Linked DNA regions of Homo sapiens: region 2 is linked to region 1. The links are chromatin loops, found by intact Hi-C in ENCODE. Cell type or tissue: transverse colon. All regions are shown on one strand. Links, peaks and the distances in the headings refer to the core of each region. The heading gives the core; the rest is flanking DNA.

Region 1 (16,128 bases), core at 5,935-9,934:
TATAATCCCAGCATAATGGGAGGCCAAGGTGGGCGGATCACTTGAGGTCAGGAGTTCAATACCAACCTGGCCAACATGGTGAAACCCTGTCTCTACCAAAAATACAAAACTTAGCCAGGCATGGTGGTGCATGCCTGTAATCCCAGCTACTCGGGAGGCTGAGGCAGGAGAATCACTTCAACCTGGGAGGTGGAGGCTGCGGTGAGATGAGATCACACCACTGCACTCCAGCCTGGGCAATTGAGCGAGACTCTGTCTCAAAACAAAAACAAAAGCAAGACCTTTGCTTGGATTACGAATTGTCTCTTGGCTGAATTCTTTCTCCCACATTAGGCAAGAACTGAGGATTCCTGCACTTCCCAGTGACAGTATCAGTAGAGCCCAGGGGTGATCCTGAACTCCCACCCTGCCCAGCAGTAGTGAGAAGTCCCTCCCCACGTAGTGCCAATGACAGCTGAGGCAGGGACGGGACTTCCACTCCCACCTGGTGGTAAGAGAGTGCTGCCCCCTTCACCCACCAGAGCTGTGTCAGAGGAGGCCTGCCCAAACATAAGATTTAAGTAAGAGCTACAGTCACCTGATACAATACTCAGAATGTCCAGGTTTCAAGATAAATCACTTGTCATGCCAAGAACCAGGAATATCTCAGCTTGAATGAGAAAAAGCAACCAAAAGACACCAATGCTGAGATAAAATAGATGTCAGAATGATCTCACCAGGATTGAAAAGCAGGCATCATAAAAATGCTTCAGTGAGAAATCATAAACATGCTCAAGCCAAAAGATAAAAGGGGAGGGCGTCTCAGCAGAGAAATGGATAATGTAAAGAAAAATATAATAATTAAAAGAAAAAAACTCAATGGATGGGCTCAAGAGCAGAATAAAGAAGACAGAGGGAAGAATCAGTGAACTTTAAGATAAAACAGTAGAAATGAACTACTCTGCAAACAGAGAAAATAAACTTAAAAAAATGAGAAAGGGCAGCACTCCAGGGATCTGTGGGGCTATAGCCAAGGAAATAATATTCAAATCCTTGGATTACCAGAAGGAGAGGTGGAAGAGAGAGTGCAGCTGAGAAATTATTTGAAGGCATAATGGCTGAAAAATCCCCACATTTGCTAAAAAAGCACATGTGTACAGATTCAAGAGGCTGAATAGATCTTAGGCAGGATAAATCCAAAGACACATCATAGTCAAACTTGTGAAAACAAAAGAAAAGAAAAGCTCTTGAAAGAAGCCAGAGAGAAATGACACCTTATCGTAGGGGAAAAAGTTTTTTGAATGTCAGTGAATTTCTCGTCAGAAACAAACAAAACTCTTATTTGATTTTATTTTTATAACAGTGAACAAGCAACTCAATGGGGAGAAAAACAGTCTTTTCAAAAAGCGAATCTTAACCTAAACATTGGACCTTACACAAAAATTAACCCCAAATGGATAATGAACTTAAATGTAAATATAAAACTATAAAATGCTGAAAAGGAAACACAGGAAAAAGTCTTCAGAAACTTGAGCTTGATGATGAGTTCTTAGACATGGCACCAGAGGCACGATCTATAAAAGAAAAATATCACGAACTGAATTTCATTAAAATTAAGAACATTTGTTCTATGAAAGACCATGTGAGGAGGATGAAAAGACAAGTTACGAGCTAGAAGAAAATATGTACAAACCATATATCAGGAAAAAGACTCATATCTGCAAATATTATAGGACTCTCAAAACTCAACAGCAAAACAAATTAAACAATCCATTTAGAAAATGAACCAAAGATATGAACAAACATCTCACCAAAGGGTTTATATGGGTGGCAAATAAGCACATGAAAAGATGCTCAATGTCACCAGCTGTTAGGGAGATGCAAATCTGTGGTCATAATGAGATATCAGTACACAATTATCTGAAGAGCTAAATTTAAAAAACTGACAACACCAAGTGATGGTGAGGACATGGAGCAACTGGAACTCTCGTATGTTGCTTTGTGGTACCTGTAAAATGATACAGGCACTCTGGAAAATTGGCACACTAAACATATGCTTAGTATATGGTTCAGCAATTGTACTCCTGGGCATTTATCCCAGAAAAATGAAAAGTTGTGTCTACTTGAAGCTTGTAATCAAATGTTCATAGCAGTATTATTTGTAATAGTCCTGTATTAAGCCATTCTTGTGTTGTTTTAAGAAAAACCTGAGACTGGGTAATTTATAAAGAAAAGAGGTTTAATTGGCTCATGTTTCTGCAGCCTGTATAGGAAGCTTGGTGCTGGCATCTGCTCAGCTTCTGGGAAGGCCTCAGGAAGCTTCCAATCATGGCGGGCAGTGAAGGGAGAGTACGCACGTCACACGGCCAGAGCAAGAGAGAGAGAGAGTACTGGGGAAAGGTGCCATACACTTTTCAATGACCAGATCTAGTGAGAATTCACTATCACAAATATAGCACCAAACCATGAGGGATCCGCCCCCATGATCCAGTACCCTCCCACCAGGCCCCACCTCCAGCATTGGGGATTAGAATTCAACATCAGATTTGGTGGGGACAAATATCTAAAATATATCAAGCCCCAAACTAGAAGCAACCAAAATGTCCCTCAATAGGTGAATGGTTAATTGGTGTTTTGTGGTGCATCCATCCCATGGAATACTGCTCCCTACTAAAAGAAATAAACTTTTTTTTTTCTTTTTGAGACAGAGTTTCACTCTTGTTGCCCAGGCTGGAGTGCAATGGCACAATCTCAGCTTACTGCAACCTCCACCTTCTGGGTTCAAGCAATTCTCCTGACTCAGCCTCCCGAGTAGCTGGGACTACAGGCACCCAGCATCATGACCAGCTAATTTTTGTATTTTTGGTAGAGACAAGGTTTTACCATGTTGGCCAGGCTGGTCTCAAACTCCTGACCTCAGGTGATCAACCTGCCTCGGCCTCCCAAAGTGTTGGGATTACAGGTGTGAGTCACTGCACCTGGCCAGAAATAAACTATTGACACAGGCAACAACTTGGCTGGATCTCATGGGCATTATGATGAGTGAAAAAGCCAGTCCCAAAAGGTCACATCCTGTATAATTCCATTTCTATAATATTCTCAAAATGCCAAAATCATAAAGATGGAGAATAAATTAGTGGTTGCTGGCATTAGGGATGATGGAGGCTGAGGAGTGGCTAGAAAGGGGTGGAATGACGCAGATCTTTGTCAGGATAGATCCGTTCTGTGTCTCGATTATAGTGGTGATTATACAAACCTACATGTGATAAGATGACATGGAAGTGCTTGCACATGTTGTACCAATGTCAACTCCTGTTTTTCTGTATTCTGCTATAATTAAGATGTCACTGGGTGGGTGCTGTGGCTCACGCTTGTAATCTCAGCACTTTGGGAGGCTGAGGCGGACGGATCATGAGGTCAGAAGTTTGCGACCAGCCTGGCCAACATGGTGAAACCCTGTCTCTACTAAAAATACAATAAAACAAATTAGCTGGGTGTGGTGGCGGGCACCTGTAATCCCAGCTACTCAGGAGGCTGAGGCAGGAGAATTGCTTGAACCTGGGAGGCGGAGGTTGCAGTGAGCTGAGATCACACCACTGCACTCCAGCCTGGGTGACAGAGTGAGACTCCATCTCACACAAAAAAAAAAAAAAAAAAAAAAAAAAAGAAGAAGAAAAAGAAAAAAAAAAAAAGAAGATGTCACCATTGGTGGAAACTGGTTGACGTTTTCGTGAGACCTCTCTGCACTCCCTTTACAACATCTTGTGAATCTATAATTATTTTAAAATAAAAAATATTTTAAAGAGTGTCTAACTCCTATGGTTTCTGAAATAATCAAATTAGATAATAACTAAAAGGTTTAGAAGAGTACCTGAAACCTAATACACACTCAACATTAAAAATGGAAAAACACTGTCTCATAAAATGAGTCCCATAATATATTCTTCAGATTTTAAAGTCATTCATGTAAATGTTGTAATTTTTTTTGGTGGTGGTGGAGGTGTTATTGGTTGTTTTTGTAAGTCTGGAAATATTTTCCAGTGAATTTATCAGGATTAGTTTTTTCCTTTGGGTGAAATGTTTTGAATAATTGCAAATTTATGCCATGAAATTGCAGGAACTATAGAACATGACTGGGGAATTTGGAGCTGATGTAAGCAAGAAACTGTGGATGCTGCACACCACCTCAGGTATATCCTAGATTTTGGAAAAGTTTCCTTTTACAGTTTGGAGACCATATATTGCTAGAATTTCATTATGAGTGACAGTCTATGAAAGTGCAGCTCAGTTGGCATGGGGAGTTGTGAATGACAAAGCTCTGGCTGTGCAATTATAAAGGGGCCTAATGAAATGATAATGGGAAAATATCTAATGGAATCTGTGTGATGGGCCACTGGTACATGGGAGAATGCTCATTAATTTGGATGGGTTAAGAGATACAGAGGATATGAAAAGAACATCATGTACCTGGGAGTATGTATCAAACATAGGCTTGAGCCTGTAAGAATGGTGTCAAGATGACCGAGGGTCGGAATCGGTGGAGGTGCACAAATGCTAAACATGATGGATTTTGAAAGCTAAGTCAGGAGCAAAAAGACCAAGAGTTATCGACATTCTTTGGGGCAAAATATCAAAATGTTGTCTGTTTTAGTTGGGATTTTCCAGGGAGACAGAACCAATCAGATATAGAGGGAGAGACATGGAAGGAGATGCATTAGGATAATTGGCTCCCTCAATTATGGAGGCTGGCAAGTCCCATGACAGGCTCTTTGCAATCTGGAGCCCCTGGGATGCTGGTGGTGTGACTCAGCCCAAGTCCACATCCTCAGAGACAAGAAGGTGATGGTGTAATGCTCAGTTCAAGGCCAAAGGTCTAAGAGCCCAGGGGCTGTTTGTCCATGTCGTGGAGTCTAAAAGTCAGAGAGTCAAAGCTTGGAGTTCTGATGCCTCTGGACCAGAGAAGAGGATCTCCCAGCTCTGGAAGAGAGAGCAATAATTTGCCCTTACATGTGGGCCCCCAGTGGATTAGATGGTGCCTGCCCACACTGAGGGCAGATCTTCCCCACTCAGTCCACCCATTCACAGGCCAATTGCCTCCAGAAACCGTCGCAGACACACCTGGGGCAGCCCAATCATTCCAATCAAATGCCAAACTGCCCAGGCTTCGCTTTCAGGAGAAGAGGGAGGGTCTCTGTGCCTGGAGAAGCACTCAGAAGAATTCATGCCATGATTGGGAGTACAGAGTGCTTTACCAGCTAACTGGGTATCCTTTAATTCAGCTAGTTGACACCCCAAGTCATCCATCACAAGAACAAGATCAACATGGAACAAGGGTATTTTGTTTTGTTTTTTTTTTTTAGCAAAAAGAGAAGACTTAAGGAACAAGAATTCGTGTATAGCGGTGACCCCCAACCCATCCAGGGAAATTCGCATGTATTTTCTCCTGTAATCTGCATGAAAACCTTCAGGTGGATATTATCTTCATGTTACACACAAAGAGAACATTGTCCAAAGATAATAACTTTCCCAGGAGCACACACACACACACACACACACACACACACACACACACACAGCCAGAGCATGCCAGCATGGGGATCACACCCCACATCTTCAAGTTCATGCCTCCATTTCTTTTTCTTTCCCTACCCTATGGTGTCCAGCAAGAGAGAGATTTTCCATCTGGAAGGAAAAGAAAACTCAGAACAAAACTGAATCTCAAGATAGTCCGGGAGATTACAAAAGAAAAAAATTGCGTGTCTAGTTATTGAAACGTAAAGACTCTGAGCTCAGAAAGGTGAGTGAGGGGCCCTGTGGATATATTCAGACAAGTAGTCAATCACAGAGAAGCTTGAGCAAAGGCCTTGAGATGGCCCAGAGTGTTCCAAGACCAACCAGAGCACAAGTGGTAAGAGATGACTGAGGTCAACGAGCGTCTTGTAAAATGTTGACTCCATCTTCATGGAGGACTCTGTTGGAACCGACCCTAAAGGGCAGGTGCCAGCTGGAAGGACAGTTAGGACATCAGTGAAGTGGAGGAAGCTGGATTCTGTGTCTGAGATTGCTGGGAGAGGACTGGGCTGGAGACATACTTGTAGCACCATCAGCACGTAGATGGGACTTGAAGCTACAAGTCTGGATGAGGTCGCCAAGGGACGGGGCGTAGGTAGAGAGGAGATTATGGCCTCCGGAGTTAGAAAGTGAGGAGAAGGGGAGGAGGAAGAAGCAAAGGGGATGGAGAAGGCACAGCTGGGGAGGCGGCAGGAAAACAGAGAGGCTTTGGTGTCCTGGAAGCCAAATGAAGAAAATGACTCAATGAGACGGAAGCGATCGGCTGTGTGGAACGCTGCCACTAGAACAAATCAGATGAGAGCTGAAGACTGAGCATTGGGTTTGACAGCATGGAAGGCCTGGTGAAATTGACAAAGGGTGATTGAGTTGGAACGGTGGCTATAAAGGCCTGATTAGAGTCAGCTTGAAGGATCTGGCAGGAGGGGCGCTGGCAGACAGTCCAGAAGCAATATCAGGATCCGCGGGTGACGCTTAAGAGGAAAAGCTCCGGGCAAGTGGAGCCGCCATAGTGGAGTCTTAGCAACGTTGGACCTGGCCCAACAGAAACCGGATGCGTGTTTATCAGGAACATTACGGTAGAGATATCTGCAGCGCGTGGACGTTTGAATGTGATGATTTATTAGGCCATTTACAGCTTTGAGATTCTATCATTCACTTTGCCACGGGTTTTATGAAAGTCAGTTATTGTGGTCATAGAACCCCAGGGAGCCAATGCACCTTGCCCCAGAGATAACGGCGAGGCAGACGGACGCTCCTGCACAGCCTCTGTTTCCATCGTGCCTTCTTTTCCTTTTTACAGTTGTACTTACATTCCTGGCTCCTCGTCTTAAAATGTAGAATGTAAACCAACTCCCAGAGAAGTACTGGGATTCTTCATTGGATCAATAAGCAGAATTGAAAGAAAATCGTCAAAAAGATGCCTGCACAGTCGGCAGAGCTCCCCGGTGGAGAGGAAACAAATGTTCTTTAATGAATAATGAGAATGAAACTCATTCCTAAATCAGGCTGCCCTTGGTGTTCACATGCAGAGTACAAAGGGCCTCAAAAACTTTGTTTAAATGAAAGGAATATTTCGAGTAGTGCATGAGGGGCACCCTTCAGGCGGCAAGACAAGTCACGCTCTCACTTTCAATTAGAAGGTAACTTGATTTTTGAAGAAAATCCTCGGTGCTCAGTACAGCTCAGTATAGCTTTTCTCAAATATTATTTTAGATTTTGGCTACAGTTATTCACATTTCTGACATTACTTTCGACCTCATTATGTACTTAAATTTTTTTTTTTTTTTTGAGACAGGGTCTCACTCTGTTGCCCAGGCTGGAGTGCAGTCGTGCAATCACAACTTACTATAGTCTCAACCTTCCTGGCTCAAGCGAGCCTCCCATCTCAGCCTCCTGAGTACCTGGGACTGCAGGTGTGTGCCATTATGCCTGGCTAATTTTAATTTTTTTTTTTTTGTAGAGGTGGGGTCTCACTGTGTTGCCCAGGCTAGTCTTGAACTCCTGGCCTCAAGCAATTCTCCTGTATCAGCATCCCAAAGTGCTGGGATTACAGACATGAGCCCAGTGCCTGGCCCTATTATGCACTTTTATTTTCCTTAAAGCATATATCCCAATTTAAAATGAGCCTATGCACTTAATTGCATATGTGTCTATTGTCCCTCTACCCTCCCTAAAATGTAAGTTCTCCCTAAAAGCAGTTAGTATGTCAGAAGAATCAGTGCACCCATGGAAATGAGGTAGGAGACGGGGCTTGACTTGACTCCGGACCACACTGAAGACTGGCAGAAACAGGGAAGAGAGGAAAGCGCCTCTTTCGTCTCACAAGACACTCCCACTGGTGCCATGACAGTTCTCCATTGCCATAGCAACACCTGGAAGTTACCGCCCTTTTTCTAGAAATTTCTGAAGAACCCCTTAATTTGTATGTAATTAAACATGAGAATAAATATGATGGCAGAACTGCCTCGGGGCTGCTGCTCTCCACACACTGCCTATGGGGGTAACCCTACTGTGCAGAAACAGTCACTGGCCTGTACACTGCTGCCTCAAACCAGCTGTTTTCTTTTCTTTCTTTCTTTTTTGAGACAGGGTCTCACTCTGTCACCCAGGCTGGAATGTAGTGGCATGATCATGGCTCACTGCAGCCTCGACCTCTCCAGGCTCAGATGATCCTCCTACCTTAGCCTCCCTAGTGGCTGGGACTACAGGCATGCACCACCATGCCCAGCTAATTTTTCTATTTTTTTTTTTTTTTTTTGTAGAGATGGGGTTTCTCCATGTTGCCCAGGCTGGTTTTGAACTCTGGGGCTCGAGTGATCTTCCCACCTTGGCCTCCCAAAGTGCTGGGACTATAGGCATGAACCACCTTGCCTGGCCAATAAAGCTATTTTCTTCTAGCACTGGCTCACCCTTGAATTCCTTCTTGGGTGAAGCCAACTATCTTCCTGAGTGGAGCCCCCATTTTTGAGCTCATCTGCCCCTGCAACAGAAGGATTTCTTTCTTTCTTTTTTTTTTTTTGAGACGGAGTCTCGCTCTGTCGCCCAGGCTAGAGTGCAGTGGCACTATCTCGGCTGACTGCAACCTCCGCCTCCTGGATTCAAGTGATTCTCCTGCCTCAGCCTCCCGAGTAGCTGGGACTACAGGTGTGCACCACCACGCCTGGCTAATTGTATTTTTAGTAGAGACGGGGTTTCACCATGTTAGCCAGGATGGTCTCGATCTGCTGACCTCGTGATCCACCCGCCTCAGCCTCCCCAAGTGCTGGGATTACAGGCCTGAGCCACTGCGCCTGGCCCAGAAGGACTTCTTAAATGCCAACACAGGTTCCTGGCCAGACAAGGCAATGAGCAGTGGTTAGAAATAACAGTAATTAAAACCCCACAATCAGTTTTTAATTGATGCCAACTGTCACTCTCTTTTTTCCCCCGGGACCTGTATATGAAAATCTTTACCAGTTTCCCTCTTTGATTTACATTTCTGGCAGCAGCTCAAATAGACCAAACTCTTCTATTTAAGAGATGGATATGGGCCAGGTGTGGTGACTTACACTTGTCATCCTAGCACTTTGGGAGGCCAAGGTGGGAGGATCGCTTGAGCCCAGGAGTTTGAGACCAGCTTGGGCAACGTGGTGAAACTCAGTCTCTACTAAAAATAAAAAAATTAGCTGGGCATGGTGGTATATGCTTGTCATCCCACTACTTGAGAGGCTGAGTCAGGAGGATTGATTGAGCCCATGAGGTTGAGGCCGCAGTGAGCTATAATCGTGACACTACACTCCAGCCTGGGTGGCAGAGCGAGACCCTGTCTCAAAAAAATAAAAAATGGATATGCTTGTATTCCACAGGGAAAATGAAGAGTTAGCTAATACTAGACACAGGATCAGAAATAGAGGATGCAAGGGTAAACTGGGACCATAGCTTCCAGGATGCTGACGAAAAGTGGGCTCAAAGAGAACAGTAAGAATAGAGGTGAATGTGGCCGGGTGTGGTGGCTCATGCCTGTAATCCCAGCACTTTGGGAGGCCGAGGTGGGAGGATCACGAGGTCAAGAGATCGAGACCATCCTGGCCAACATGGTGAAACCCCATCTTTACTAAAAACACAAACATTAGCTGGGTGTGGTGGTGGGCACCTGTAGTCCCAGCTACTCGGGAGGCTGAGGCAGAAGAATTGCTTGAACCCAGGAGGCAGAAGTTGTAGTGAACCGAGATCATGCCACTGCACTCCAGCCTGGTGACAGAGTGAGACTCTGTCTCAAAACAATAGAGGTGAATGTGTGTTGGGAAATATGTGTTGGGAAAGACAAAGACCATTAATATGCATTGCAGGCTCAAAAAGCCTTCTAGGCACAGGACCAACAGGGTACCCCAGACTCTCACCTTCCCATGTGTAGTACTGTAACAGTTAAACAGAAGAAGAACCAGTATAACTCACCCCATTTTTGTTTAAGGATCCTTTACCCTGCACGTAGGCTGGGATAATTTTAGAGCACTGAGATAATAATGCAAAAACAGCAATCAGTAGCTTTTGAAACTAACTCTGGGATGAAAGGAAAAGTGTATAAGCAGCTAACTAGGTTTTGTTAAAGATTTGCAGGAGCATTGTGAGCTGATCAAGGACAGAGAAGTTCCTGGCCTTTACAGATCCTCGTTGGCATACGGATATCTGCAGTCATCGGTCACCTCTTGATCCCAATTCCTTCCTTTTCCCCTCCTCTTAACATAAAAGGAGGCTGAACGTTTTACTGACTTAAGATGGTTTCTTAGGAAACTGGTCTGTCTTCTTGCTTTGCTGGCTCTCCAAATAAAGTCACTTTCCTTGCTTTCCAACTCCTTGTCTCTCAACTTACTGGCTATTATACAGTGAGCAGAGTGAGTTTGGACTTGGTTATAGTATACTGCATTTTCTGAAGATAGTCTCCACGCCTCCCACCCCACGTACCTCCCTTGCAGTGCGTTATTTTCGCCCTTCTGACCTAGTGGATGAATGTTCGTCTCCTGCGCTAGGACCTGGGCAGCCCCTGGTACTGTCTCCACCAATAGAGTACAATATAAATGATACAATGTGACTTTCAAGGTGGGGTCATAAAAATACCTTGCCTTGGAAGCTCACCTGTGGAACACAGCCACCATGCTGTGAGGAAGCCCAAGCAGCCCACAGACTGGCCCACATGGAGAGAAATGCAGAGCCCTGAACCACAGCCCCAGCTGAGCTCCTGGGCAACAGCCAGCACCGACCTGCCAGACATGTGAGTGCGCTATCTTGAAAGTAGATTCTTCAATACCAGGATAAACTGCCCTAGGTGATGCTGTTTGGAGCAGAGGTGGGCTGTCTTCTTTGAAACCTGCAGATTGTGAGCAAAATCAATAATTGTTGCTAAGTTGCCAGGTTTTGGGTGGTTTATTGCACAGGAATATAGAACTGATTGTGTTATTTTATTTATTAATTTATTTTAGAGATGGGGTCTTGCTCTGTTGTCCAGACTGGAGTGCACTGGTATGATAATAATTCACTGCAGCCTTGAGCTCTTGCGCTGAAGTGATCATCCCACCACAGCTTCTTGAGTAGCTAGGACTGCAGGCATGTGCTACCACGCCTGGCTAATGTTTTATTTTTAAATTTTTATTGTAGAGACAAGGTCTTATTATGTAGCCTAGGATGGTCCTGAACTCCTGGCTTCAAGCAATCCTCCCACTTCAGCCTCCCAAAGTGCTAGGATTACAGACATGAGCCACCATGCCTGGCCAATAACTGATTTTAATATGAACTGTCCTCTTGCCACAGCAACACCTTCCAGTCTACTTGCTCTTCTTACAATTTGATGTAGAGAGTCCTCCATCAAGTGATAGGATCTATGTTCCCTCAACTCGAACCTTCGTAGGCTTGTGACCCTGGCATAAATGACACTATAGGACTCCCAAAGTTGGGGTTATAAAAGGTGATACAGGCCAGGCACTGTGGCTCACACCTGCAATCCCAGCACTTTGGGAGGCCGAGGCGGGCAGATCACGAACGAGGTCAGGAGATCGAGACCATCCTGGCTAACGTGGTGAAACCCCGTCTCTACTAAAAATACAGAAAAAATTAGCTGGGCATGGTGGCGGGCGCCTGTAGTCCCAGCTACTCGGGAGGCTGAGGCAGGAGAACGGCACGAACCCGGGAGGCGGAGCTTGCAGTGAGCCAAGATCACGCCACTGCATTCCAGCCTGGGCGACAGAGTGAGACTGTCTCAAAAAAAAAAAAAAAAGGTGATACAGCTTCTCCTTGAGTCTCAGGGGATGCTTACTCTTGGAACCCAGCTGCCATGCTATGAGGAAGCCCAACTAGCCCATGCAAAGAGACTACAGGGAGAGATCACATGTAGGTGCTCCAGCCACCAGCCCAGCTGAGGTCCAGGTCAGCAGCTAGCACCAACTTCCAGATACAAAATCAAGATTGACTCCAGATCTACACGATCCAATATGATAGCCATTGGCCATGTATGGCTATTTGAACTTAAATTAATTGAAGTTAAAATATAGTTTCAAATTCAGTTCTTCATTAGCACTAGCCACATTTCAAGTGCTCAACGGCCACATGTGGCCAGTGGCTGCTGCATTGGATGGTGCTGTTCTAGATGTTTTCAGGGCCCAGGGCTCAAAAGAGCCACCCCTAGCTTTCAAGTCTTTCCAGCAGAGGCTCCAGATGTGGTGGAGGAGCCGAGACAAGCTGTCCCTGAAGATCTGTGTCTGAATTCCTGACACACAGAACATGTGAGCATAATAAAACAATTGGTTCAGCTGGGCGCAGTGGCTCACGCCTGTAATACCAGCACTTTGGGAGGCCAAGGTAGGCAGATCACCTGAGGTTGGGAGTTGGAGACCAGCCTGACCAACATGGAGAAATCCTGTCTCTTCTAAAAATACAAAATTAGCCGGGCGTGGTGGTGCATGCCTGTAATTCCAGCTACTCCGGAGGCTGAGGCAGGAGAATCACTTGAACCCGGGAGGCGGAGGTTGTGATGAGCCAAGATTGTGCCATTGCACTCCAACCTGGGCAACAAGAGTGAAACTCCGTCTCAAAAAAAAAAAAAAATTGCTTCACGTTTCCGAGTTTTGGGGTGGCTTATTGTGCAGCAGTGGTACCTGGAACCCCGCAGAAAGGCATGGGGGATCAGGCACGGCTGAATGCACATTGGCATTGACCTGGAAGAAGACCCTGTTCTCTGCTGCCTTGCACTATAAAGGAATCGGAGGGGGCAGGAATCACTTGAATGGGGTTATTGCCTTGCTCCTGTGTGAAACATCCTCTTATTGGATGCCAAGTGCCTGGGAACTTTGCATACTGGCTGGTATGGTTTGGATCTGTGTCTTGCCCAAATCTCATGTGGAACTCTAATCCCCCATGTTGGAGGTGGGCCCAGTGGAGGTGATTGGATCACCGGGGAAGATTTCCCTTGAGTGATTTAGCACCATCCTCTCGGTGCTGTTCTTGTAAAAGTGAGTGAGTTCTCCTGAGATTGGGTTGTTTAAAGGCGCATGACACCTCTCCCCTCCCTTTCTCTTGCTGCCGCTCCTTCTATGTACGACGCCGGCTTCGCCTTAGCCTTCTGCCACGATTGGAAGCTTCCCAAAGCCTCCCCAAAAAGAGAAGCCACTATGCTTCCTGCCCAGCCTGCAGAACTGTAAGCCAACTAAATCTCTTTCCTTTATAAATTTTCCAGTCTCAGGTACTTCTTTTCTTTTCTTTTTTTCTTTTTCTTTCTTTTTTCTTCTCTCTGTCTCGCTTTTTTTTTTTTTTTTTTTTTTGAGACAGAGTCTCGTTCTGTTGCTCAGGCTGGAATGCAGTGGCACGATCTTGGCTCACTGCAACCTCTGCCTCCTGGGTTCAAGTGATTCTCCTGCCTCAGCCTCCTGACTAGCTGGGACTACAGGCATGCACCACCACGCTCGGCTAATTTTTTTGCATTTTTAGTAGAGACGGGGTTTCACCATGTTGGCCAGGCTGGTCTCGAACTCCTGACCTCTGGTGATCTGCCTGCCTCGGCCTCCTCCCAAAGTGCTGGGATTACAGGCGTGAGCCACCGTGCCCGGCCTCAGGTATTTCTTTATAGCAATGTGAAAACCCACTAATACACCAGCCTTTTTCCAGCAGGTGGCCTTGCACACTCATTTGTCTCTGTTCCATTTTTGTTCCCTATTTGCCACTAAAAGAGTTTCCAAGTGATTCTTTTTTTTTTGGGGGGGTGACTTTTGGACAATAATAGAAATGCACATAAATTTCAACTTGGGTAGAATAAAAATCACATATATTTTATAAATAGTAAGGCAGCTGCTATGACCAAGGTGTTTCTTGGGCAATAAAAGTGAACATGTTTGATTTCTTTTTCTCTAAGATGCAGCCTATCTGGCCATTAGAAAAACAGTTGTTTGGAATGAAAATGAGTAAAAAAAGTAAAGTAAAAAGTGGAGTTAAAAGAAACTGTCGATTTGGAGTCAACTTTGATAGGCAGGAGAGTGAGTTCAGATCTATGATAGCTATGCTTTTGTAGCTCTATTTTCCTTTGTTAGTAATTCCTGCATACCACATTTTCTCACTTATAGGTGGAAACTAAGCATTCAGTGCCCAAGGCCATAAATTTGGGAACAATAGGCTGGGCACGGTGGCTCATGCCTATAATCCCAGCAATTTGGGAGACTGAGGCAGTTGGATCACTTGAGATCAGGAGTTCAAGACCAGCCTGGCCAATATGGTGAAACCCCGTCTCTACTAAAAATACAAAAATTTGTCGGATGTGGCGATGCATGCCTGTAATCCCAGCTACTCAGGAGGCTGAGGCAGGAGAATCGCTTGAACCCCTGGAGGGGGAGGTTGCAGTGAGCCGAGATCATGCCACTGCACTACAGCCTGGGCGACAGAGTGAGACTCCGTCTCAAATAAAGAAAAATATATGGGAACAATAGACACTAGAGACTATTAGGCAGGGATGGAGGGAAGTGGCTGATGAAATACCTTTCAACACTCCACTCCACCTGGGTGATGGGATCCGTACTCCAAACCTCAGCATCACGCAATATTTATTCCCACGTAACAAGTCTGCACATGTACCCCCATATGTAAAATAAAGTAGAAATTAAAAAATTTATATTCGTGTGGTGGTTCACGCCTGTCACCCCAGCACTTTGGGAGGCCGAGGCGGGTGGATCATGAGGTCAAGAGATGGAGACCATCCTGGCCAACATGGTGAAACCCCGTCTCTACTAAAATACAAAAATTAGCTGGGTGTGGTGGTGCCCACCAGTGTCCCAGCTACTGGGGAGACTAAGGCAGGAAAATCGCTTGAACCCAGGAGGCAGAGGTTGCAGTGAGCCGAGATTGCACCACTGCACTGCAGCCTGGTGTCAGAGCAAGATTCCATCTCAAAAAATATATATATACAAATATATATTTTATATAATATATATATTTTATATAATATATATTTTATATAATATATATTTTTTATTATATATAATATATGTATTTTATATTATATATTATATAATATATATTTTTTACATAATAGATAATATATATCATATAAGATATATGTATATATCTTATATAAGATATAAGTATATATCTTATATAAGATATAATCTATATTTTATTATATAATAATATATAATATATATTATTATTATATATTATATAATATAATATATATAATATATATTATAATATATATTATATAATATAATATATATAATATATATTATATAAATTATAATATATATAATATATATTATATATATTATAATATATATAATATATATTATATATATTATAATATATATAATATATATTATATATAATTATAATATATATAATATATATTATATAATAATATATGTATAAAATATATAAAATATATATTATACACATATTTGTTGTGTCTATATATATGTATTTGTTGAGTAAAAAAGAAAAATAATTTCTGCCCACCTGGGAGGCATAAAGACCTGCAAAAGATGAAGTGTTTGATTTTGAGGGTGACTGAAACCCTTGGACTGCTCCCCAGTGTCTAGAAAGGATGGGTCACAGGACCACGGAGATGGAAGGGGTGACCAGGTTTCAGGGATGAGGGCAGCATCTCCACTCTTTGTGCCTTATGGACATCTGGAACATTGTGCTACTCTTACAGAGCCCAAAGCATAGACTTTGTGTGGACACAGGAAACAAATAACCATTGTGCTTCATGTATATTCAGTTCCTAGACTTGGTAGAGAAGGAATCAAACCTACAAGTATGTTTAAAGCTACTTATATGTTTGATTTCTTCTCTCTATATAAATATGTATTATAGTTATATATTTGAATCTATTCAAAGCTACTTATATGTTTGATTTCTTATATATAAATATGTATGTTTATTATATATACATATACACATTACACACACGTGCATATATAATCCCATTTTGCATACATATCATATACAATATGAATTATATTATTATTTAATTAATACATATAATATAATAATTAAAATAGTTTATAACAAAATATGTTATATCAATATACAATAGAAACAATAATTTATATTAACTTAATAAAAATA
Region 2 (16,128 bases), core at 5,314-9,313, 340 kb after region 1:
AAAGATTACTTCTTCCTGTTTTGGAACATTCTATAAATGGAATCACACAGTATATGCTCCAAGCAGGGGTCTGGTTTTCCTTTTGTTAAACATTATGCCTGTGAAATTCATCCATATTGGCATGTGAACAGGCATTTTAGACACATGTGTGATGTGTATGGGGGAAAAGTGACATGTGGTCTGAAATATGCTTCAAAATACGCCAATAAAAAACCAGGGATGGATGGATGCAGCAAAATCTTGAGGATCATTGACTTTTGCTGATGGGTATAAGAGGGCTTACTCTATTCTTCCTTTTGCATATATTTAAGATGTTTTACATTAAAAATGTAAAACCTCTTTACAGGTCAGGTGCGGTGGCTCATGCCTGTAATCCCAGCGATTTGGGAGGCCGAGGCAGGCGGATCACGAGGTCAGGAGATCCAGACCATCCTGGCTAACATGGTGAAACCCCGTCTCTACTAAAATACAAAAAATTGGCTGGGTGGGTGGCGGGTGCCTGTAGCCCCAGCTACTCGGGAGGCTGAGGCAGGGGGAATCACTTGAACCTGGGAGGAAGAGCTTGCAGTGAGCTGAGAAGGCGCCACTGCACTCCAGCTTGGCGACAGAGCAAGATTCTGTCTCAAAAAAAAAAAAATTAAAGAAACAGGTTGTATGACATAAAGCTAGGATACTATGGCCAAGAAACTGTGGTGAGGGTCCCCACATCACTCCTTGTCTTTCCCTCCCAGATGAGCTGAAATGCAACACTCTCAGACTCTCCTGCAGTGACACAGGGCCACGTTGCCCAAGTTCTGGGCAACGGAACATGGGCCAAAGGAGCGTCATCCACTCCTAGGCCTGCCTGGATGCACAGATGAGCTTTTGTATGTTGAGCCCTGAAGACGCTGGCGTTTCTGTCGCTGTGGCCTGCCTAGCCCTAGCGTAACACCACATTCTAAAGCCTGCAGAGAGCGCTGCCTCCTGGCCTCAGCTATGCGGCATCGTCAGACACCAAAGACCACAGCGCGTGCTTCTGCGGGCCTAAAAGTATTGCCTGGCTACTTCTGCAGATGGATTTTAATAGTAGAATTGGTTTTCATGAGACATTGTGATTCTTGTCCTATATTTAATCCTAAGCGTTTTAAAGTTTGCTTTCATCAATTTAGTCTTCATTTGCTGAAGACTGATTTTCTTTTTTCTTTTTTTATTGTAATTTTATTATTATTATACTTTAAGTTTTAGGGTACGTGTGCACAATGTGCAGGTTTGTTACATATGTATACATGTGCCATGTTGGTGTGCTGCACCCATTAACTCGTCTTTTAGCATTAGGTGTATCTCCCAATGCTATCCCTCCCCACCCCCTCAACGCCACAACAGTCCCTGGTGTGTGATGATGTGAGGTAGGGCTCTACTGCTATTTTTCCTAAGTAAATAATTGTTCCAGCCCCATTTGTGGGTCAGTCCCATCCAGATGGTTTGCGCCTTCAGGATCCTCCTTAGACTTTCAGAAATGTTTGCTTAATGAAACTTTTGAAGAGGTAGATAGGATTTGTTCCCTAATTTACGGCCAATTTCCAGGAGTGGATCGTCTTGCAGTATAGCATAAGTACAGTCATGAAAACCACAAGGATTTTACTACAGATAATAACTATTTTGAAACTTTACTACTCCTCATAATTTGGCCCTTTATCTTTTTCCTCCTGCTTTTATTGGAACATGGAAGTGGCAGATTGCACGGCTTCACCAATGCCAGCATGATCCTATTCAAGCCTGGCACTGTCCCGGACCCCTGCGTGCTCCAGCACTTGCACAGCTGGAGTCGGACCGGAAGTCTCTCGGCGGAGTCCACTCTCTCAAGTCCTGTGGAACCCGCCCCCAGCTCTCCCCAGACTCACTCCCTGCCACCGCAGGGCTTGCTCCCCTCCCTCCAGCACCCACCCTCCTCGCTGTCCCTCAAATATAACAGCTTTCCCACAGCTGGAGGTCTTTCTTTCCCAGACAGCACTTTTCTCCTCGACAGCAGAAACTCAGCCAGCTTTGTCTACTGCAATAGCCCCCGTGCTCAGAATAGTGCCTGCTGATAGAACAATCGTCTCTAAAAATATTGTTGAATGAATGCATAGCTAATGACACACAAGCTGTACCAAGCAATTAATCCTATTAGTATATTTAGTAGCTAATTGTGATATAGAATTTTTAAAAACTCAATCAACGACACTATCCAATTTTGGGTACCTATTTTGAATCACAACTTTCATTTTAACCCTTCTTATCCTTGTCTTATCACCTGGTAGGACCCCGGCCTGACATCTTGTTCTTTGTCTTCCTACATTCTGCCCTGGTATCTGGGCTATCTCCAGCCCCTGGTTCTCCCTCTCCAAGCACACCCATCTCCCCGACACCCCAAGCCATCATCTGCAGGGGTACCACTCATTCACAGGCCCCAACACTGCTCTTCGCAAATGCCAGCTCCCAGTCTAACGACACACGTACCTGCCCCTCAACAATCCACCTGGAGATGGACGTTTTCCCGTCATAGCCTGGCCGGAACTGAAGGGTGGCGGAGCGAGGGCTGATGTTGGAAATGACCAGGTTGGATGGGGCACCAGGAAGGTCTAGAGAGGAACCAGGGAGGAAAGGGAGAGATTTACAGTCCGTCACAGCTTAGGAAAGGTATCAAACGTGTCAGCTTCAAAAGTAAACAGTTTCAAAACGATTCTATACCAAAAAAGGATTTGCTCTCAAAACCATGAAGGTGAGAAGCAGCACAGCTTCCCCAGGGGCATGATCAGTGCATGGTTTTTGCTTTAATGGGGTGACCCAGTGGGCTTTGGGAGACACGTCGCTAACATGGCCTCCCTGATGAGAAACTCTGCAGGCACACGTCATGTCTTACGCATCTCTGTACTTCGTAGGTAATTAACAGATGCTGGCTGAATGAGGAAAGGATGAATGAATGTAATTCTTCCTGGCTCCTCAAACCACACAGAGAACGAGCGGGCCGTACTTCCTTTCATAATTACCGCGGCCTCGGAGGGATGGAGGGAAGAGTGCATAGGCCCAGGGTTGCTCCCAGGCGGCGTGACACCCGGTCAGGATCGCCTGCTCCCAGGCGACGTGACACCCGGTCAGGATCAGGTCTTGAGCCTTAGGCTTCTTGGATTTCGTTTCCAAGACGAACAAATTCTCGTGCAAGTGCAGAACTCTCCTTTCTCTGCTTCTATTCAGTTGCTCAGGCAACTGGATAAGGTGGAAGGTGGGTTCTGAATGAGCCTCCCGTTGAGGGTGCCCGTGGCTCAAGCCTACTCCTAGATGAGAGACCCTTCAGATGCCGCTCCCCAAAGAGCATCTCCCACCCGGAATTGTAGCATTATGAGTTCAAAACGAGAGCTTTCGTGTTACTGTGCCATGCAAAATACTCTAGAGAAAGATAAGGGGATAAAATGGGGAAGAAAAAGAAAAGAAAAATGCAAGGCTAGGGCAGCTTTCAGACCTCACTATCTCTGAGGAATGCTTTCCTCATTTGCTGTTGCTTGGGGTGTTTGAAACCAGGTCTTGCACAGGGACAATGAAACTATTTTGGTGATCAATTCAGTATCGGCATGGGCAGGGTCTGTAGGATCTCAAGGGTCCTTTCCACATCTAGTTTTTAATGAATTTGAAATAGAAAATGTTTAAATTGAAGGACAAGTGGACTCTTTCCTATTTCTCAGCTCTCTGGATTTTTAAATGGTTCTTCAATCATTAATGGCGATAAACTTCAAGCACGGTAAACAGAACATGGTGTCCCCAAAGCAGTCCTCGCCATTTGATTTGCCTCCAGCCACTACCCAGGATGAGTGGGTAAGGCTTTAAGACCCCTCTCCAGCTACAAGCGTTCAGCCTTGGCAATGACGGAACAGCAACTCCAGTGCCTCCCTGCACCTTGGTTATCAGGGGTTTGGCCAAAGCAGCCAGGCCTCAGTTTCCCCTCTAACACTCCACTCTGTGGCTCCAGACGTAGTGTGCGTCAGAGTGTTTCTGGAAGCACAGCCTTCCGGAGGTCAGCTAACCCATTTCCCTGCCCTGGATAAACAATGTCCAAGACATCTCAGGAAAACTCTGGTAACTTGCACCCAGATGTGCTTCTAGTGTTAACCTTGGTCGCTATATATACCAATTTTTACCCAATTAAACCACACACCATCATCATTGATATGGTTTGGCTGTGTCCCCACTCAAATCTCATCTTGAATTGTAACTCCCACATTTCCCATGTGTCATGAGAGGAACCTGGTGGGAGGTAACTGAATCATGGGGGCAGGTCTTTCCTGTGCTGTTCTCATGATAGTGAATAAGTCTCACAAGATCTATGGGTTTTAAAAACGGGAGTTTCCTTGCACGGGCTCTCTCTTTGCCTGCTGCCATCCATGTAATACATGACTTGCTCCTCCTTGCCTTCCGCCATGATTGTGAGGCCTCCCCAACCATACGGAACTGTAAGTCCATTAAACCTGTTTCTTTTGTAAATGGCCCAGTCTCGGGTATGTCTTTATCAGCAGCATGAAAATGGACTAATACAATCATCGCTACTGTTTTGAAAGTATTCATGGCATTTTAGATATGCATTGGGAACTGGCTTTAAACACTTTCAACGCATGTTCTGGGAACTGGCTGAGGCCAAAGCAGGAGGGGAAGACAGAAGGGACGTGAGGCCGTGGTGGAATGCTCTGGAGAATGGGGCTGAAGTGGGGTCAACACCCATTTACCCTCCAGCATCTTGGCAGGAGGCCACTACTCCTTTTCAAGGCACTCAGTGGCTTCCACACCAAAGTGCCAATCAACTTCTAGCCTCGGGAATCTCCAAGAGAAAGGTGACAGCAGGAGGACCGCACACGATTCTACTGACCTGGGGGCACTCCAGAAGAAATGGTGGATGAAGTCACCAGGCCAGTGCCCACGGCAGTCACAGCGGCCACGTCGATGGTGTAGGTGGTGAGAGATGAGAGGCCTTGGATCTTGTACTCGTGCGTCGTGCTGTTCAGGGTGTGCGTGAGACGAGAGTCGTTCCTGCCGTACACTTCCCAAGAGATCTGATAGCCTAGAAAGCAACAGGACCAGACCAGTGTTGGTCTCCTGAAGGCCAAGGGCTCACCTGAATTCCACAGCACCATCGTTGCAGGCTTGGAGCTATGGAGAGCTTGGCTGGATGTGCTGAAGGCAGCTTAGAGCCACTGTGCTACTGACATGAGACACAGGTCAAGGCTCCTTCCTCTGTGTGCCCAATGCGATCTCGTAAACCTGCTTATGGGAGTGACGGTCCCACCACAGGGGACCATCCCTCCCTACCAGGGCGAGCTTCATAAGGACAGGGCCTCTGGGATGCTCTGGTAACCTCAGCACCAGGTGCGTGAACTGAAACATGACGACAGCTGCCAGCCTGCTGTGCTCAATTCGACCTTCTCTTGTCAAATTATGAATGCATTTCACCAATAATTCCACTAAAAAATGTTATGTATGTATATATGTATGTATGTATCTATCTATTTATTTTTGAGTCTGTTGCCCAGGCTGAAGTGCAATGGTGCAATCATAGCTCACTGCAGCCTCAACCTCCTGGGCTCAATCCATCCTCCCACCTCAGCGTCCTGAGTAGCTGGGACCACAGGCGTGAACCACCATGCCTGGCTAATTTTTTGTATTTTTTTGGAGAGATGGGGTTTCCCCCTGTTGCCCAGGCTGGTCTGGAATTCCTAGGCTCAAGAGATCCTCCCGCCTCGGCCTCCCTTAGTGTTGGGATTACAGCCACTGTACCCGGCCAATCATTTCATTTTTGGAAGCCGATATTTTTTGTACCTTAAATCAATGGCTTGCTCTTCGGTTGCAACTAATTCATGGAAACACTTCTACTTTTTCCTTCAAGAAATGACTGACAGATTACTCTTACATTTTGCAATGCACTGGAAAAGTTTATTTTCACCTGAGTGTGTGAGTTTTGCTTCTAGCTCTCTCTCCCCTTTTCATATATCCTGTTTTCTAATAAATTTGATTTCCCCCTATACTCTCTTCAGGCCAGTGGGGCCTCATGACGAAAATTTATTCAACCTGGGATTCCACTGTGACTTGGGGCTTAGAGAAAAAAGACCTGCGGGGCACGGTGGCTCACACCTGTAATCCCAGCACTTGGGGAGGCCAAGGCGGGTGGACCACCTGAGCTCAGGAGTTGGAGACCAGCCTGGCCAACATGTGAAACCCCGTCTCTACTAAAATATAAAAATTAGCCATGCATGGTGGTGGGCGCCTGTAATCCTAGCTACTCGGAAGGCTGAGGCACGAGAATCACTCGAACCTGGGAGGCGGAGGTTGCAGTGAGCCAAGATTGCGCCATTGCACTCCAGCCTGGGTGACAGAGCAAGACTTTGTCTTAAAAAAAAAAAAAAAAGGAGAAATAAGACCCAACTAGCTCCTGAATCAATCAACCCGCGTGGAGGGGAGTTAATGTGATCAGAGAGCACTTAAAAGTGTCTTTTAAAGAGGGAGACAGTGGTGGAAAGAGCTCATAGGTCCACAGGCAAAAGAAAACAGCTGAAAACGCTTGCTCTTCCCTATTTCTAGTCAATAACCTCAGGGATATAGAAGCGCTAGGACGCACCTGAAACTTCCTCCTCATTCTGATGAAAGCAATAAATAAAGCTAGGAGTTGCACTTGCAGGTAAACAAGAATTTAGAGGACAGCATCTTGAGACTTTATATTTTGAAAAAAATTTAATGTCGTAAACTGCTCCCCCTGGCCGTGCCACAGGCCCCGTACAGCCTGGCAGCTTCTGTGTGCGGGCTGAGGGGACTCCCGTGTGGGCGGACGCAGTGGGGAGCTCCAAGGAACAAGGGCCACCAGAGGGGAGGCCTGGCTGCTGGGTGCCTCCAGAGCACTTGGAGCACCTGCCATCCTGTGAGTTGTCACCAAGTGGTGCTGCCTGCCTGCCTTTGGGGTCTCTGCCTGGGCCCAGGAGGGTCACTAAACCATCCTCTGTGGTGTCTTCATCAAAGGCGCCTGGCTGCTTCTCAGGTCCTGGTCTCCTTTTCCTCCTCCCAGGGAGAGGGGAGAAGGCCGACTACCCAGGCCAACCACTCATTTTTGCCTTCTCCCATTTCCTTCCTAACTTTATTAAAAAAAAAAAAAAATATATATATATATATATATATATATATATACAGAGAGAGAGAGAGAGAGAGAGAGAGAGAAAGTCTTGCTCTGTTGCCCAGGCTGGAGTGCAGTGGGGTGATCACGGCTCACTGCAACCTTGAACCACTCAACCCAAGCGATTCTCCCACCTCAGTCTCTCAAGTAGCTGGTACTATAGGCATGTGCCACCATGCCTGGCAAGTTTTTAAAATTTTTTGTAGAGATGAGGGTCTCACTGTGTTGCCCAGGCTGGTCTCAAACTCCTGGTATCAAGCGATCCTCCCACCGTGGCCTCCCAAAATGCTAGGATTACAGCCGTCAGCCACCACGCCCAGCCTGGGCCCTGCCCTCGCTTTACATCTTAGCATTTCCCTCATCTGCCCACCCTGACGTCTAAGACATCTAGCCTGCCCCATTCATTCATGTAACCCTCACAACACACCTTTGAAATTGGAGCCATTGTTATCCTATTTCACAAAGGAAGAAACCAAGCCACAGAAAGCTTCGTGGACTTGCTGGAACCCAAGACAGCCCTCAGTGGATGAAGGAAATAATGGATACATGGTCCGTTTCCAAGACAAAGTACCTTGAATCAGCTTAGGTCAGCAAACTACAGAAGAAACAGGATACACTAAGCCCCTGCTTCAATCGCAAATGCCTGCTTCTCAGCCTCCCCCAATCCCTCAGTTGTCCCCACCCCAACCAAAGAAGTTTAGTCTAAGATGAAAGTTTACTATCCTGCAGAATAGCTCGTTTCGTCTGTTCTTATCAGCCTGCCCAGCTACTTAGGTCGTAAGTCAAATACCTGAAGACCCCCTGAGCTGACTAGGATTGCAGTGCATTGTGGGCTGCAACAAAATGCAACAGGACAACCCTAAAAAAACACCTACGGCCCCCTGCCCAACAACCAATAGGCGATGTCCGGGAAGACTGTGACCTCCCCCGCCCCACCCCATAGTGCTCAGCCTATGAGGAACTGGGAGAGGGGCCTGAGCACTAGGGGATAAATCGCTTGTTGTGGCCGTGCTGAGTGTGCCTGCCCACCACACACTCGATCTTGCAAGACCGGCATTAAAAGTCTCACTTTCGCTGTTCTCCGGGTCTCTGAGTCCATTCTTTGGGTTTGGACGGGTGAGTTTGTTTCTCATGGTGCACGAGACCCTGCTCTCAAAGCGCCTCCTCCTCCAGCACCTCCTCCTGATGTGTGCAAGGGAACTGAGACATCCCTGACCTTGGTGGGTCACACCTGGTCAATCGCTAAATAATTTGATCCTCGGGGTCTACTCTGAACCTATGGGAAGAGCAGACTTTGTTTAATATTACAACTTGTCTGCCAGAAAATTTTATTTGTTTAAAAGCTGTTTTTCATCAGAATTTACTGAAACACAGCGTCATGTTTGTCATGTCGACCTAGAGCTGAAACACGGCAATTCCAGCATCTTCAGGAAGAGCAGTGTTGATAGAATTTATTAGGATCAACATTGATAATATAGTGTGCTCAAATGGTTGTGGATACAAACAAAAACCAAACGGATAGCTAGAGAGGCTGATCTGCAGAGAAACGCCAGCAGAAATGGTGCAGGCCCAAGACGTGTGATGCCTGTGAGCACAGACAGAGTGGTGGGCGTGAGGTGGGAAAGACGTCCCCTAATTTATGAACAACAGCTTTTGGGGGAGGTGCGTGGAGGGCTCAGGCAGTGCTGGCCAGGGGATGCATCCTCTGCTTCCAGCTCCCAGAGGAGAGAGGAGAGAGGCGCCCGGAGCCAGGAGCGGGGGTACCTCCCGCTTGGCATCCTACCTGCTCCCAATGGCTGCCTAACTGAGACTAATGGCCAGAGGAGCTTCAGAAATAATTTTCTGTTGATCTAAAGTAAATTCTCTAGAAGAGAGCAGTGCATCCAATCACAAACTGTCTGTCTGCATCCTGGCCCTCATAAATCAGAGTTTACTGAAGGAGAGTGGAGGACGCTGAAATTTACAATGAGCGGGCAATGGGCAATTTACTCGGGCAGGCGCAGCCGCCCCCTACTCCGTGCTTCCCTCTCATTCCAGGCCTCGAATTAAAATGGAAGCTGGGGGTGCTCACCACAGACCAGGGCTAATAAACCTACGTTTCCAACAGCGCCTCTGGCCCGTAAAGTGGTGCTGAGCCCAGGCCCAAGCCGTCAGTCATCCTGGGCTCCTGCAGCTGCCTTTAATAGCAGGTGCAGCCTTTGCAGGAAGCCTGCGAGAGCATGGTGGTGCCGCACCAACACTTCCAGAAACCGGCAGCCAGGTTTGCCCACGAACACAGTTTTTCTTTTGCTCTTCTCAATGAGACACTCTGCCTTCAGCACAGAATAGAATTTCATGGTGCTGCCAGCATGTTCCACTGGAAAACTATGTCTACATGGTGGGTGCTGGGGGGAGCTCCCCTGATGCGGGCATCACTGGGGGCACAGGGTGATGCTGGGCTGGTAAGGTGATAACATCCGATCTCATCTCCTCTAGGACCTTCTCCTCCAAAGAGCTGCAGGCGTCCACTGCAGCTTCTGTGACACAAGGTGCACATTACAGTGAGCAGGAAGGGAAAACACACAGGCCACACACAGAAGGGGACAACGTGGCTGCCGAGAGGAACCTGCAGAGAGTCTGCCTGGTGCTCTCACTGCAACTTTGCTGCCCCTGACAGCACAGGCACCTCCAAACCCAGGCCTCTGGCTACACCCAGCCCAGGAAAGCTCGAGCTTCGAAGTCAAGCTCCACCATAAACAACAGACTGCTGCTTTTAACTACAGGTATTTGTTTAAATAAAACATGAAAATGAGTTCATGAAGCCCCATTAGCTGGTGAAACAGACGATCATAAATTGGAAGTATTGGCAACCACTGCTTAGCCGTGAAATGTTGGCTCAACGTGAATTATTATGCCCATGGATTTTTTTCTTTCAGCTTTAAACAGGAAAGAAGTGTGTGCTGTGTTCACAAAGGGCAGGGCAGGGGCTAACGTGTGTATCTGTAAAAAGGGAATTCCTTCTGTGTACACACATCTACCAAGGAGTCTCTGCCAGATTTCCAAAACATGGCCGACTGCAGACCTGAAAGGCGACTGGGCAGACGGTAGGCCAGAATTCTTTCTTTCCTACCCGGGCAGCCCCGTTTCTGGGATCAGTGGTAAGCAGAGCTCTAATTCCAGCCACTGAACTGGTCCCTGAAGGGTCTGAACTGGAAAGTCTTCTTCTTCCGAATGGTAGCCTCCTGCTCAGCTTTTAAAAATCCCTCCTCCCACTAGTTTGTTTTTCCTTTCTTTGAATGGTTTAAAGCAAGATTAAACTAGGTTCCTGCAGTCTATAGTGCCCTCCCCTGCTCAGTTCCCCCTGCCTTTGCTTAATTCCTTCGACTCCAGGCAACAGGAGGCCCTTTTAATTGTACACACTCAGCACTTGCGATTCTCAGATGACTTCAGAATGTGCAACAGATTGTGTCCAATTCTAGTAGTGACTTCCCCCCATTCCTGGAGTTTTCACACTATTTAAAGTGGGCACTTCAAAAGATAAGCTTCTGGAAGGCAGAGCCAGATTCATTAATTTACTTTTTTTAAAAGTTAAGGTGAGGCCAGGCGTGGTGGCTCATGCCAGTAATCCCAGCACTTTGGGAGGCCGAAGTGGGTGGATCACCTGAGGTCAGGAGTTCAAGACCAGCCTTACCAATATGGTAAAACCCTGTCTCTACTAAAAATACAAAAATTAGCTGGGTGTGGTGGCGCACACCTGTAATCCCAGCTACTTGGGAGGCTAAGGCAGGAGAATCATTTGAACCGGGAGGCGGATGTTCCAGTGAGCCAAGATCACACCACTGCACTCCAACCTGGGTGACAGAGAGACACTCCATTTCAAAAAATAAATAAACAAAAAATTAAAAACCCCACAAAGTCCAGCTATATGCTTATAAGAGGCACAGCACACTTTGGGAGGCCAAAGTGGGTGGATCACGAGGTCAGGAGATCGAGACCATCCTGGCTAACATGGTGAAACCCCCGCCTTCACTAAAAATACAAACAATTAGCCAGGCGTGGTGGCTCACGCCTGTAGTTCCAACTACTCGGGAGGCTGAGGCAGGATAATTGCTTGAACCCAGGAGGCAGAGGTTGCAGTGAGCTGAGATTGTGCCACTGTACTCCATCCTGGGCTGCAGAGTGAGACTCCATCTCAAAAAAAAAAAAAAAAATTTGAGAGGTGGCACTGGCTCCAAGGTGACCTTGTGTATGGGCTGTGGGCACACCGCTCTATCAGGGGATCTGGTTGGCACAGATGATTACAGGAGATTCTACTGATGAGTAGTGGTGGGGTTGGCACTGGGTTTGCTATGTAGCTGGAGTTCTGTGTAGAAAGAGGTCACTGTAGGAACACAGTCTCCCACTGTGCCCCAGGGCACCTGGGATGCTGCAGTGACCTCCCAGGAGCACTGCAGGGATGCACAGGACACTCAATGCCAGTGGGACACACGTGAGCCTCCAGCCCGAGGTGGCTCCATTTCCGGGTCAGAGCATGCCACGAGTCCTTGGATATATCCTGTCTTTGCAAAGCAGAGTTTTTGGTGGATGTTGTGATAAGGAAACAAGTACTGCCTGGAAACCAAAGTGAACCGGGAAATGAGGGTGACGAGGGACCATCTGGTCCCAAGGTCTGAGAAGGTGGGCAGTCCCAGGCGGGTGCAGACATCCCATTAGGAACTAACTGTGGTCACTGAAAAAAGAAATGCAAGTATTATTTCTTTCAACTACTGTGTAGTATTTTTTACATGGCAATTATAATTGTTAGCGCATATTAACACTTCCGTTGTTTGGACCTAACTACTTAATAAACAGAACCGTCAGGCATTTCTGTGGCCTCAGGGTGCTTTGAGAAATTATGGAGATGCTAAGAGGACTGTGGATGGGGAAAGTGAGCATCCCATGCTGTGGGGTTCAGAGCATGGTTCAAACCTCACCCCCACCACATCAACGCTGCAGAGGAGAGAATGCGCACATGCCCATTGGCTGTGATGGTGGGACGTCACCACCCTAAACCTCAGCCTTGTCATCGCCAGGCCTCGGTTATAAGACACCCCTTGTGTGGTTGCTGAGAAAGCAAAACGAGATCCCACAAGGCTAGGGTGACAAACACAGTGGAAGTGGCCAGGGTCATCATTGCCGCTGTCATCCAGGACGCCAGTGCGGAGAAGAAACGGCCCCCAACCCTGCAGCCTGGCAGGAGGGAGAGATCACCTGAGGCTCTTGGTCTCTGGGCAGCACAGTCCCAGCACAGGCTTCTAGGACACACCCAGAGAGCATAAGCTTGCTTCACAGAACAATCAGGCACTTGAATTCCATGGCTCCCGCAGGCAGCTGAGAACGCTGCCACCACGGAGCGGAGACGCAGCTCAGCTCCAAACTGACCGCTCGCGTCAGGACGGGCAACTCACTCAACCTTGGGGTGCGGCTGCAGAATACCCACGCAGGAGCCCCTGCCGGGACATGAGATGCCACAGGCAAAGCCCCCAGAGAGGGCTGACACAGAAGTGTCCTATATATGGCTGACAGAGAAGAAGATTAAGTGGCTTGCTAGAAATCCTTGGTAATGTTTAGAAAAAAAACAGATGTCTGTTGGAGGCTGAGTTGTTCTGGGCCAGGCAGTGGGCAGCCACTGATACAACTTCTCTCAACTCGTCCTCCTGACAGCCCCTCAGTTGTAACTGAGGATCCCAGAGGTCTGCTGAGGCTCTTAGAGTGACTAAAACAGTAGAACAGGGGGCCCTGCCCAGCCTCATCTGAGGCTAGAGCCTATGTTGCTTTTGTCAAACCAAGATTTTTTTTTTGAACTAAGATTTAAATTAAGCTTTAACCTAAAAGGTTTTTCAGAGACATTATAAAAATTTGGCCAGGCGCAGTGGCTCACGCCTGTAATCCCAGCACTTTGGGAGGCTGAGGCAGGTGGATCACTTGAGGTCAGGAGTTCGAGACCAGCCTGGCCAACATGGCAAAACCCCATTTCTACTAAAAATACAAAAATTAGCCAGGTATGGTGGCACACACCTGTAATCCCAGCTCTTCAGGAGGCTGAGGCAGGAAAACTGCTTGAACCCGGGAGGTGGAGGTTGCAGTGAGCCGAGATCACGCCACCGCACTCCAGCCTGGGCGAGAGAGCAAGACCCTGTCTCATAAATAAATAAATAAATAAATAAAATCATTAAAAACCCTAAAAAAGGTGAGCTGTCTCCCACAGAGACCCCCTCAAACCAGGAGAGGAGATCTCACTGCCCAGGGGCCTCTAAGGCTCAGCCCCCATCCCTGGTACAGCTCAGAACCTCCTCCGAAGTACCTGCCTCACAGTCTCCTCAGGGCTCTCACTGGAGGGCAGGGTGGGGAGGGGACAGAACATGGGATCTGGAGTCAGAAGACCCAGATCTCACCCTTGCGGCTCACAGCTGTGGGACGAGGGCTGAGACACAGGCACGTAAGCCTCATAGTCACACCACCTGGCTGTGTCTGAGAAGGCTGGCTGCCCACAGGAGCGCTCAGTGCCATCTGCTGAATGAAGGAAAGGTCACCCACCCTCTCGGGGCCTCAGTTTCCTCATCTGTAAAATGGTCATAATATCGATATTGACCTTACCATGCTGCTATGAGAATTAAGCAAGACACACGCATGTGAACAAATGTGTCATAACATGACTGACTCTCATTGGTCAGAGACTCTGGACACCTACTAAGATCATGCGAGGAGAACAGATCTCAAACTATGGCTGCTGCCCACACAGTAAAGGGCCCCAGACCAGGCTGGCTCTCACTGGGGCAGTCCCAGTGCTGGGACTCTGCCACACGGCCAGGAAGACTTTTCAGTTCCTCTTGAGAAGGCCATGGGCACGGGTCCATGCTGTCAGCAGTTTGGTTTGAAGTGACAGCCACTTCTTTTTGTGAGGACAAACTTATCTTTTCCTTTTTTGAAGGACAGGCCTACTTACCAGTAATGATGCCATTTTTCTCCAGGGGCTCCTGCCAGCTGACCTTGAGAGATGTGTCCAAGATCTCTGTGAAACTCAGATGTCCCACAGCTCCTGGTTCTACCAATTAAAAGCAAAGTCATCTGTTAACACAATAGCCCAAATTTTCTTTTGATCAGATGTGTGGGGAAGGTTCTAACTATGGAAGGAAAGTGGTGAGCTGGGGCTGCAAAACCCTGCAGGAGACATCAGTGGAATGCAGAAAGAAGGAGGGTGTTCAAGGCATCCTGGCTATCATCACACACATTATTTTCTCCAGCTTCATCCCAGCCACACAGGGCACTGGAGCTACTGGTGGCAGGAGATTTATACACAAACCATTCTCTGTCTTTCTCCTTGATCTAATCTGATTAGAACAATCAGGCTGGCTGGATTCTCAAGAGCAACTGCCTCCTCTGAGTGTTCCTCCATGGTGTATGCAACCCCGTGTCTGGCTTGTGTGGGGGCCATCTGTAACCTTGTGCAAACCAGAAAAGGACCCTGGGCCCAGGGGCAGGCTCACCTGCCAACCTGGTCCAGAACTCCAGGCTCCAAACCCAATCGGTATCCTGAAGGATTCCAGAGGGGCGAGGCAGTGGCCTGAGAAAATCCCAGCAAAAACAAATTCCTTTCCCAGGAGCTTCTGTGCCCTGCGGCCCCCTTGCTAACACGGGCAGGCAGAGCCGCAGAGTTACGCTTGAACGCTGGCGTCCAAGCTGGGTGTCAGACCTGGCTGAGCTACTTGCTGCCTAGGAAATTACACTCTCGACACCTTAGTCTGTTAATGTGTGAAGCAGGGAAAATAAAAATAACTCAGCGAGACAATTATAAGAATAAATTGTAATAAAACATGAAAACACGAGGATGTCCCGGGCACCATGAAAATGTTCCATGATCATCAGCCGCTGTCATGATGATGAACCTCTCATCAGAACATAAACTCATTCCTAGGATCAGAGGATGCCACCCCAGAGAAAAGACCTGAGAGTCTAAAACATGAGTTAAAAATCCAAGATGCAGGTGCAGCTCAGCAAAGCAAACTGCTTGAGGAAGGGCGGCCACAGGCGCAGAGCTCCGCCCCACATGCAGATGGACCACCTGCCTGCGACTCAGGGACAGCAGGGCCCACAGCAAGTCGCTGCTGGCCGGACAGCAGGGACATCTGGCAGTTCTGACCCACATCTCTTGCACCAGCTCACCCAGGTTTAGAGCCTTTTAGTGTTCCCATAGCAGGTCCCATCGGTCCCATCAGGGCCAGCCCACACTGTGTGGTGATGGGGAGGGAGGAGAGGATGCCTGGCTATCTGGAGGAGATAGGTGGATGTCCTGATGGTGATGTTCTCCCGGATGCCGTTACTCCCAAGCCCTGCCATGTGCCTTCCATGGTCTCTCTATAGCCATAGCTGCTGTGCAAGGCATGAGGAGCAGGTGGAAATGGAAACGCTTTTGGGGAGGCTGGCGTCTTACGAGCAAATGGAGGGAAGGATGAGGGGAAGAGAGACAGTGCACTCCCATTCCCTAAGTCAGGCACCACAGGCACCTGTGCGGTGCCTGAAAGTGCCCCTCCATCCATTGATCTCAGCAGCAAACACAAACACAGCTGCCCGGGTTGGCCCTGCTTCCCCGCCTGCCATTGAGAGCCCTACCTCCTCTCTGACAATGCCCCCATGCCTACCCCTCCAGATACCCGTTCAGGAGAAACATAGCGACAAAGCCAGGGAGGAGAAAAGGGCAGGAGGAAAGGGTAGTTCAAAGGCAGAACCGGGGAAAAGGGAGGAAAAGAATGATGGAGAAGAGACGAGACATCCGTCAGTTTCTGTATGTATCAGCTGAGTACACCCTCCACGCCAGGCAGGGAACACTGGTTCCTACTGAAAGCTCCACACCACACGACTCCCCTAGTGAACCTGCTGGATGGCGCCACATTCAAATCTTTTTAGTAATAAAAAATGCAAGTCTTTCAGCTTAAAATAGGAGAGCATGA

The links. Hi-C counts contacts between places; a loop is a spot of excess contacts. Peaks named below come from ENCODE experiments on the same cell type or tissue, not always from the same donor. Only the 100,000 strongest peaks of a DNase experiment are listed, where the experiment ranks them.
Region 2: it touches region 1 in a loop (2.4-fold over the local background); 1 of 110 quality-filtered maps calls a loop at or near these places.

What each region holds. Positions count from the first base shown.
Region 1 is chr7:4,407,158-4,423,285 of GRCh38, reverse strand. It overlaps LOC124901578 (a long non-coding RNA gene), which reads left to right and starts at 6,770. Exons shown (of 2, transcript XR_007060197.1): 1 at 6,770-7,190; 2 at 10,139-10,379. In transverse colon, for the core only: no CTCF peak of the experiment used is centred there; no DNase peak of the experiment used is centred there; H3K4me3 peaks cover 734 bases.
Region 2 is chr7:4,065,935-4,082,062 of GRCh38, reverse strand. SDK1 (sidekick cell adhesion molecule 1) reads right to left here. Exons shown (of 45, transcript NM_152744.4): 20 at 14,127-14,225; 21 at 4,874-5,065; 22 at 2,479-2,600. Among named protein-coding and RNA genes, the nearest start is that of FOXK1, 610 kb to the left of the region's middle. RefSeq lists a silencer at 2,730-2,946. In transverse colon, for the core only: no CTCF peak of the experiment used is centred there; no DNase peak of the experiment used is centred there.